2 separate regions of the Homo sapiens genome follow, and region 2 is linked to region 1. The links are chromatin contacts, found by Hi-C or POLR2A ChIA-PET in ENCODE. All regions are on one chromosome and are shown on one strand. Each heading gives the region's core, a stretch centred on a gene start or an enhancer-like site at or near the end of the contact. The rest is flanking DNA. Distances are from core to core; before and after follow the strand shown. Region 1 overlaps ANKRD44 (ankyrin repeat domain 44). Region 2 overlaps ANKRD44 (ankyrin repeat domain 44).

Evidence for each region. Hi-C counts contacts between places; a loop is a spot of excess contacts on that map. ChIA-PET counts read pairs that join two places held with the same protein, here RNA polymerase II (POLR2A). Pooled maps may share reads with other maps.
Region 2: a loop to region 1 is called in a pooled map, with 4 times the contacts of the local background. The contact joins two enhancer-like sites. A Hi-C loop is called at or near these places in 2 of 50 pooled maps. POLR2A ChIA-PET finds 5 or more read pairs at or near these places in 2 of 52 experiments (OCI-LY7 and T-cell).

The regions. Positions count from the first base shown.
Region 1 is chr2:196,985,577-196,989,914 of GRCh38, forward strand. ANKRD44 (ankyrin repeat domain 44) reads right to left here. Exons shown (of 28, transcript NM_001195144.2): 28 at 1,086-4,073. The coding sequence ends at 4,015. Among named protein-coding and RNA genes, the nearest start is that of PGAP1, 61 kb to the left of the region's middle. Within about 2 kb of position 2,480, at least 14 of the 41 ENCODE cell types and tissues checked have a DNase peak (open chromatin) inside an H3K27ac peak, as active enhancers do.
Region 2 is chr2:197,072,213-197,076,398 of GRCh38, forward strand. All of the region lies in intron 16 of ANKRD44 (ankyrin repeat domain 44), which reads right to left. Among named protein-coding and RNA genes, the nearest start is that of ANKRD44-AS1, 120 kb to the right of the region's middle. Within about 2 kb of position 2,024, at least 5 of the 41 ENCODE cell types and tissues checked have a DNase peak (open chromatin) inside an H3K27ac peak, as active enhancers do.

The DNA of each region.
Region 1 (4,338 bases), core at 1,230-3,729:
CATCTAGAGGCAGATGTGGTATCATCAGATCACTATCTTCAAAAATTCAAGTTGTATAACTTCTCTAGGATTCAGTTTCTTCCTGAAAGAGCTGGTGATGTGACTGGGCTGGACTGTAATAACTGCTAACATTCTATACTACTTGATTTGGGGAACTCAGGCAGGCACCACCCCCAAGTCTCTTCGTCAATAGCTGGAAACTCCATCATTAGGAATTTGTTCCTTAGTGCTTCCAGAGACTGTCCCTGAAGTTACTACTCAAGATGAAAAATTTTGGATGGTGAGATAGATGGGGAAGGAAATTCTATGGATACCTTTAAGGATAGTGCAGAGATGGAGGTTCTTGTGTTGTTATAAAGTCCCTGAAGGGTAATGGTGACAATACCAAAGTTAGGCATGGTTGATTTCACAATTTTGAGGACCTAATAAGCTTCCTCTTTTTTGATGTGGACTATATAACTGATCACATTTCTCCTCTTACCTTGGCTGCAAGGAAGCTGAGAGCAAACACAAGTTCAGTCACAGATACTGTTTTAAATTTTATGGTTCCTTTATCTGTTTGTATTCTTTTTCTCTGTTCTCATTTTTCTATTTCTAGTTTATCACGTCTTTTGTCATAACCCAGCTCAAATCCTTTATGGGCCAGCCTGGGCAATATAGTGAGACCCCATCTCTACAAAAAAACAAAATTAGCTAGGCATAGTGGTGCACATCTGTAGTCCCAGCTACTCGGGAGGCTGAGGTAGGAAGATTACTTCAGCCCAGGAGGTCGAGGCTGCAGTGAGCCGAGATCTCACAACTGCCCATCAGCCTGGACAACAGAGCAGAAAAAAACAAAACAAAACAAAACAAAACAAAACCCTTTATGGAAAAAAGTTGGAAGCATAAATACATATAATAAACACAAGCATATATGTTTGAATTTTTTCTCTAATTGTGATAACACAAACATAAATCGTGAATCTGGAGATACACTTTTATCTTGATTATTTTCTAAATTTAAAGTTAATTTGGCTTGAGGGGGTGCAAAGATTTAAATTAGCATAATTTAGAAAAAGCATAAATTGGAAAAATTAAAACACAAATTCCAACAATATTTGTACCGTTTTTATTTGTAAAAATAACCATCTGAATGCATTTCCATAGTATATTACAGTTAAGTACTTCATTACGTTATTAGAGCATTCAGTAGTTGCAAAAGTATTAAACTGTGCTTGAGAAGATTCAGATTGTTTCAAAGTCATTCACTGAACTAAAAGTCATTTTCCCCATTTTTACAGTCATGACATTTACCAGAGTCATTCAACTCCAATTTACATAAGAAAACATTATAGACAAAATCCCACTGAAATCATCAAACAATATTTTATGCTGTTACAAATATGTTATGCAAAATATAACACTGGCACCAGATTTGTATCATCGTGCTTTACAAAGATATATTGCACATGCTAGAGCATAAAATATGTAGACAAAACTACCAAATAAAAGATATTTGCATTGAATTTTTAGATCACATAAGAAACGCATAGAATTACATTTTATACAAACACTCAGATTGTCACTATCTTAAAATGCTTTTCCCCTATAATACTGACCTATGGTTTATAGTTTCGTAAGACGAAAGCATTTTAGCACTGCAAAATCAAACAATTCCTATAGAAAACTTAAGCATTTTCATATTCATTTCAATGCAAGTACAAGGGGAAATAGGAAAAAAGACACTTTATACATTCAAAGAAAAGTTGAAATGAAAACTCACTGGTATCATATTGCTCTGATAACACTCAAATGAAAAAATACAAAACATTCCACAGAACATTTTCAGAATATACAAATATAAAAAGGCACTCTAACTTCATATTACAAGACAATAAAACGGATGAGTTCTTCAACCAACACAACATATAAGCACACCAAGTTGCTCAACAGTACAAAGAATAACTAGTGCAGCAAATCCATTTGATGTTCTTGTTCTAATTTAATAACAAAATGATAAACCAAGCAGTGTTTACTGCCTAAAGTACCAAAACATACTATGGTGCCCTTTTAGTAGTGATAAATAGAAATACCCTGAGCTATTTACTGTAGAATCATAGCAGATTTTAGGCAATTTGGAGATAGTAATGTATTTAGCAAAGACAGGCAGACACTGGCAAATAAGTAAGTGCAATGAAACATGATCCTTGTAGTTGTGGTTAAAATACAGTCTAAAAATAACACAAATAAAAGCACTAAGCAACTAAGACTCAGTTAAAAACACATTTTTTTTTCTTAGAAAGCTATGGTGCAAACATAATTTTATTTCTAAGAGATGTAATTAAAATACAGAAATGATAGTTTTTAAAGTCATTTCTTTAAAAAAATTTTGCCTTGGGGTATGGGAGAAAGAGAAAGAGAGGAAGAGAGAGAGAGAGAGATCAGTTGATGTAATGAACAGTTCATTGTGAGCATGATTTCATTTCGTTCCTTTGTCCTCCTTCTATGAGTAAGAGAGTGGGAAAAGTCAAAACGCAGCTCCATGGAGATAACGTCTCATGGTGAGTCACTGCTTTGCTGAAATGATTCTTGTACTCTCTGCTACACGACAGGAAAAATGTTAACGCTGCTTTGCCATTAAAGCAAGCATTTCATTTCCTGCTTGAAATGCCAACTGAGCAAGATTTCCATTCACTTCTAGAAAAAGACACCGCAGCATATTGTGCTTCTTCAACACTGAACCTCTCTTAATTTTCAGTGTTTTGGTAAAGATAAGGTCATTATTGCTCATTAGCAATTTATCTGCTTTTTAAAAATTCATCTTCTCTAAACAAACGAAAAGGACAGAAGGTGGGAAGCACAACACCAAGAATTCAAAAAAACAATGGTGGTGGTGTGGAAAATTTTCAGTGAAATCAATACCAGTTCAATAAATCCTTTGAACAAGTTCTCATTTGTGAAGAACCCAACAGGAGTTTTAATTAAATCCAGGATATTAAGAGTAAGATTAAAGTTTTATAGCTAGATGAAAAATATAATACAGTTATCTGTCTTTGATCCAGATATGATAGAACATTATTTTTGAAATATCTCACATACACTATAAAATAGCAATTTCCAGGGTGGAAATGGAACTCATTATAAAACGTCAGAGAGTACTGCTCTAATTCGACACATTTCTTTTCTGTCTCTTCCTCAAGTAGAAAATAGCACTTGAGCTGGTGATTTTTATTTCTCCTTTTGGCACATGTGCCCACACACTGCCATCATTTCTCATCAGGTTACTGAGACTATGTGAGCTTTTCAGTGTACTTAGGGTAATTTCTAGATATTTCTTTGTGCTGCCTTTGTGTATATGATCCACTACACATCTGAGTTTTCATCTCGCAGAAGGGCATCCAGACTGCAATGTCTTCTAAGCTCTAAGCTGGCTACAGACTGTGGCTGAGCAGTAGAAGATGCGTAGCCCTCTCTAACCAACGCGGAAGAACCTGAGGGTCATCTGGAAACCTTAGCAGTGGAAATGCTAGGTTTGGCCCTTGGGCTTTTGGCTAGCCCAGGGTCAAGTGTTTTTTTTTTCACTTTTTTTTTGTTATTCTAAATAAGATACATAGCAATTAAAATAGAGAACAAATAATGGATGTTTCCTCACCATTTGTTTCATTTCAAATAAATATAAACACATTTACAGCAAAAGTATATGGACATTTTCTCTAGTTTGGCAAAAAAAAAAAAAAAGGTCAGCACATCATCAGTTACAAATGTTAAGTGGTCAACTAGAAATCTGTGTCCTAAGAAATATAAAATACAACAAAGACTGGTACACAGAAAGATTACATTTAACTCCATAAAAAAGCTACTTCAGTTCTCACTTGCATTTTGAAGGAAAAAAATGTGTATCTTCCATTTTAGACTGAAGCATTTTGGTCCTCATGTGTAGCTGGCTGATGAACTACACACACACACACATATATATATATATACACACGCACACATATATGTGTGCATGTGTATGTGCATAATTTTTAAAGAGTCTCATTCTTCTTTTTGTACAGCGGTTCCAGGTGTGGAACGGGGTCCATTTGACCTAGAAGCTTTGGCAGAGGGAGCAGACACAGTATTCACTATGTTGATTTCATCATCAAGCAACTGGCAATCGGTTTTACATGCTAAATCACCCATTTCTACTTTCTGCTTTCACTTTTTTTGTTCCTTTTTGCAGTCACACTTTTCACTGACTTGGTATGACCTTGACTGAGAAGCTCATTTTACTACTGATGAACAATGCTGATGATTCTGATGTTTTTTAAAAGTTAGTATTTTGATTTAAGAATAAATTAACAAAGGGTAGTTTCATAC
Region 2 (4,186 bases), core at 774-3,273, 86 kb after region 1:
TTTTCTGACATCACTGAGTCCTTAGAAGTTTCCACATCAGAAGCAATAATTCCTATTCCTTGAACCTCTTAGTGCTCCCTATCCATCTGGAAGAAATTACAGAGAAATGTGTGCACATATGTGTATGTGTGTGTATGTGATGTCTTTATACCAGTTTGACATGTTAGTATAGGTTTTTATTGAAGAAGAAAACATGGAGGACCAGTTGCAATAAAATGAGCTGGTATTGGAAAGTAATCAAATCTAAAGAAAAGTCCAGGCCACAGAAAGGCAAATTTTCATTTCTTTTCTCACCTGCCATCTTCTATGAAATACCTTCCTAACAAACAGGACAGTTGCTATATACTTAAAAATTAGCATTGATGTTTTATCACTAAATAAAGCTTAGTCACTCACAGTGTATTTCACTTGTTCAACAACTTTTGGCACCTGATAAGTGCCTGACAGTATTAGAACCTAATGCCTTATAAGTTGATATTTAAATCCGCAAATGTTTAAAGGATAATAGTTTATTTTTCCTTAGAGCTCAGCATTAATTTTTTCCTGAAACAATGACTAAGTGTTTAGCTATTTACTGAACCAGCGAGTCATGGATATAATCAAATAATACATTTATTCTCTTTTTCCCTATACTAGGTCCGATCTCCTTTATGAGGTTACTTCTTTTCCTGCCACTTCATGCAAAATCTCCAACAAATAATAAAGAGTTCTCTAGGCACTTTAGTTTAAAACATAACTTCATGTCAGCAATCAATACATCTGTTCCAGTATGACAATCACAGACTCCTAACATTGTTAAACTTATTAAAACTCCTTCCCGCCTTCCCCTAAAGACTGAGTGGGTAACGAGACATGGCTGACTTCTCTGTTCCCCAACCTAGGGCTTCTCCTCCTCCTCATCTGCCTCTGCCTCCTCCAGTTCTAAAGGGGATAGGCAAAGGAAGACACATTAGGAGCAGGGACAATGGTCTGACTGGCACCCTTCTGGCAGTGATGTCTTCTGACCAGGCCAGATGTTTACAATTGTCCCTCTCTTAGATGCTGAATTAGGTTCTCCACCATCACTGGGGTGTCTCACCTGCAGTGCCTCTGCCTGGGTGAATGGACCTTCCTGCTGGTAACTTATATTCCCCTCTCCACACTAGGAATCCTGGGTCTCCTGACTCTTCCACGCAGCCTTCCCGAGTGGGATCAAGGAGAACCCCAGGCTAGCTCTGGCCCTTGGCTCACATTTGGACATTGGGAAATATATACTTTGACCCATCATTTCTGAGAGTGGAGTGATTTCCCAAACACAGCCTTCTTCTTATTTAGCTGCCTGGCCAGCAAGTTCTGGTCAGAGCCATTTAGTCTTCAGATTTATCATATACCAGTCTGGCATGCTCCCTAAATTGTGTGGGACACAAATAAGATATCTAAGCAATCTCCCTGAAGCTTCCCTCCCTTAAGGTTGGGGTCAAGAGAAGGCATTCTATCTCCTCCACTATGAGGGGTGGTAGAATTCACAGCAGAGCTAGCTCCAAAGAAGCCTTCTCTCTAATCTCTAACTTCTTGTTCTTTCCAACTGTGACTTTAGAAATGGGGAAGGGGGCCATGAGTTGAAGCACCAGTATCTCACTTTGAAATGTGGAGGCAATGCCCCAGTGTCCTAGGCCCTCAACTGAAGGCAAAACTGAAATGTTCTATTTTAACACATCCTGTTGAATTGTTCTTTCATCAGCTGCCAAATTCATTCATGGTAAAGCCCCCAAAATTTTTTCTGCCACATTACAAAAAAAATGGAACATCTTATCATAAAAAATTGTCTATTCCACTGTTTTGGATATAGATTTACATCCAAATTCTAACTCAAAATTTGTGAACTTATATTCACATCTGAGAGGATGCCAGTGGTATCAAAATATCCATGCTCACCCCCACCCTCGCCCTTAATGAGAGTTCCTCATAGGATTTTATGTTTCTCTCCAACTGAATTAAATAGAAGAAAACACAAGACCAGCATTGTTGAGGTTTCCAGAGAACACTGCCCCTTGGCAGGCTGCCTGCTGGGAGGTCAGGCACAACCCAAGTCCTTCTCTTAGCAGGACCTCTGAGGAGAGAAAACAATCATCAGAGACTTGTTTGGAGCTGGGGTTCAAATTTACTGATTTTTCATTTTCTTGTCCTTAGATGACCACCCAGTAGTTTTCCTTTTTTAAATGCTTTTCTCTACCTGCTTTCTTAGTCTTGAGAGGCGTAATGACACATTGCCAATGTAAGTCCATATTATTTTTCTAAGAGATGGGGTCTTGTTCTGTCACCCAGGCTGTACTGCAGTGGTGCAATCATAGGTCACTGAAACCTCAAACTCCTGGGCTCAAGCAATCTTCATGCCTCCGCCTCCTGAGTAGCTAGGACTACAGGTGCACATCACATCACCATACCTGGCTAATTTTAAAAATACTTTTGTAGAGACAAGGTCTTGCTATGTTGCCCAGGTTGGTCTTGAATTCCTGGACTCAAGCAATCCTCCCACCTCAGCCTCCCAAAGTGATGGGATTATAAGCTGTGAGCCACTGCACCTGGCCATAAGTCTGTCTTATACAGACACATATAGTTATTCAGAGCCGGGTGGTAATGGTTTTCTAAAGTCCGGTGATAAACACAAGAAACAACCTAAAACATTGAGTCGTTTATTTGAAAGCAGCATAATTTTAGTGTTGAGTTGCCCAAGACACAGTTGCTTTCAGTCTTTCTTCAGAGAATCCCAGAAGCTCCTAGAATATGTAAGTAGGGGCATTTGTCACCCCTACTTATTCTCACAGTTGAAGTTCAAGTTCATTCCTATCATTGAACAGGGGAGAAGATTCAGAGAAGCAGCCAAATTCCAAGTGATTTGGCATGAAAAAATCTCAGCCTGAAAGTAATCAGAGGCCTAGAGTTTTCAATCTCTCTAAGTTTTGTAGACAATTTACATAATTACATTGGCACACACATTTTTCCATTTCAATAAAAAAGCCTCAAAGATCTTTATGTTCATGGACAAATCTTTAATATTGTAAAAAATATAAAATAAACCAATATAAACTCAAAAATTCCAAATAGGGGCATGATTCCTTGATTTTTCTTTTCAGAGCCAGTAAGAATACATTTCAGATAGAGGAAAAGGGAGGTCTGGAACTTTCCTTTGCCAATACCCTTCCTCCACTCAAACATACACAAGAAGCTTTATTAGCCAAGTCTCCCCCACTTTGCTTTGATATTTTGAGCCCAATTGAATATGACTGATCACAGCTCTCAGTACATGTTTGTGGGCAGATTTTTGCTTGCACACATAGTACGAACGTCTTTGATCAAGACCAGCTGAGAATACTGGCCTAAATAGGTAGACTTGGCAGAATTCTCAACCTTGGCTATTTCTATCAAGGCTAAGGGGTTCATACTACCTTTTAGAAGTCTTTTTTCCTCATGGAACTAATTAAATATAAGTCTGTATAATAGAAGTAAAGTTAAAACAACTATAATAATTTCTGTTTATTTTTGATTACAGCAAAACGGACTGAACACAAAGTGGTTTATAAATTCCATGCTTACGATCACAGACAGGAGCCACAAACCATGAATGCCAAAGTAAACGCAGACCAAGCTGAGTGTCAGAGTCAAAGAAAATATACATCAAATTTAATGATACATATTTAATGATATGTATAATCACTGTAATTGCTTGAGTAGACAGGAGGAGGCGCCAAAGACACATTTCATCAGCCTCACAAATCAGCTGGTCCAGATGGCCCCCCATCTTCTTCAATCCTACTCCAGCGCCCAGAGGACAAAGTCCCTGGACCGGTAGTGAAGGCCAGAGGACCACACATACTCATTTACTCTCTCCATTCCCTCCACAGGCCAGAAGCATAGGCTGGGATGGTGGAGTCAAAAATGATCTCCTTGCACAATTCCTGCTCAGAAGCTCAAATAACCTATGAAGAGCTACCAGATGTGTGTCTCTTTGTCAACATAACTCTAGCACAAAGCACAGAGTCAGGGACAATTTGTTAAAAGGATGACCCCTGCGAAGACGGCTATTTGTGTTGGGAGATGAGGAAGAAGATTGGCATGGCAATGTGAAAGTCTTAGAAATTCACCTCCTAGTGCATGTAAGTTAATTGGTTTGCTTTCCTAACATCTAATACCCAAGGAAATTGGAGTT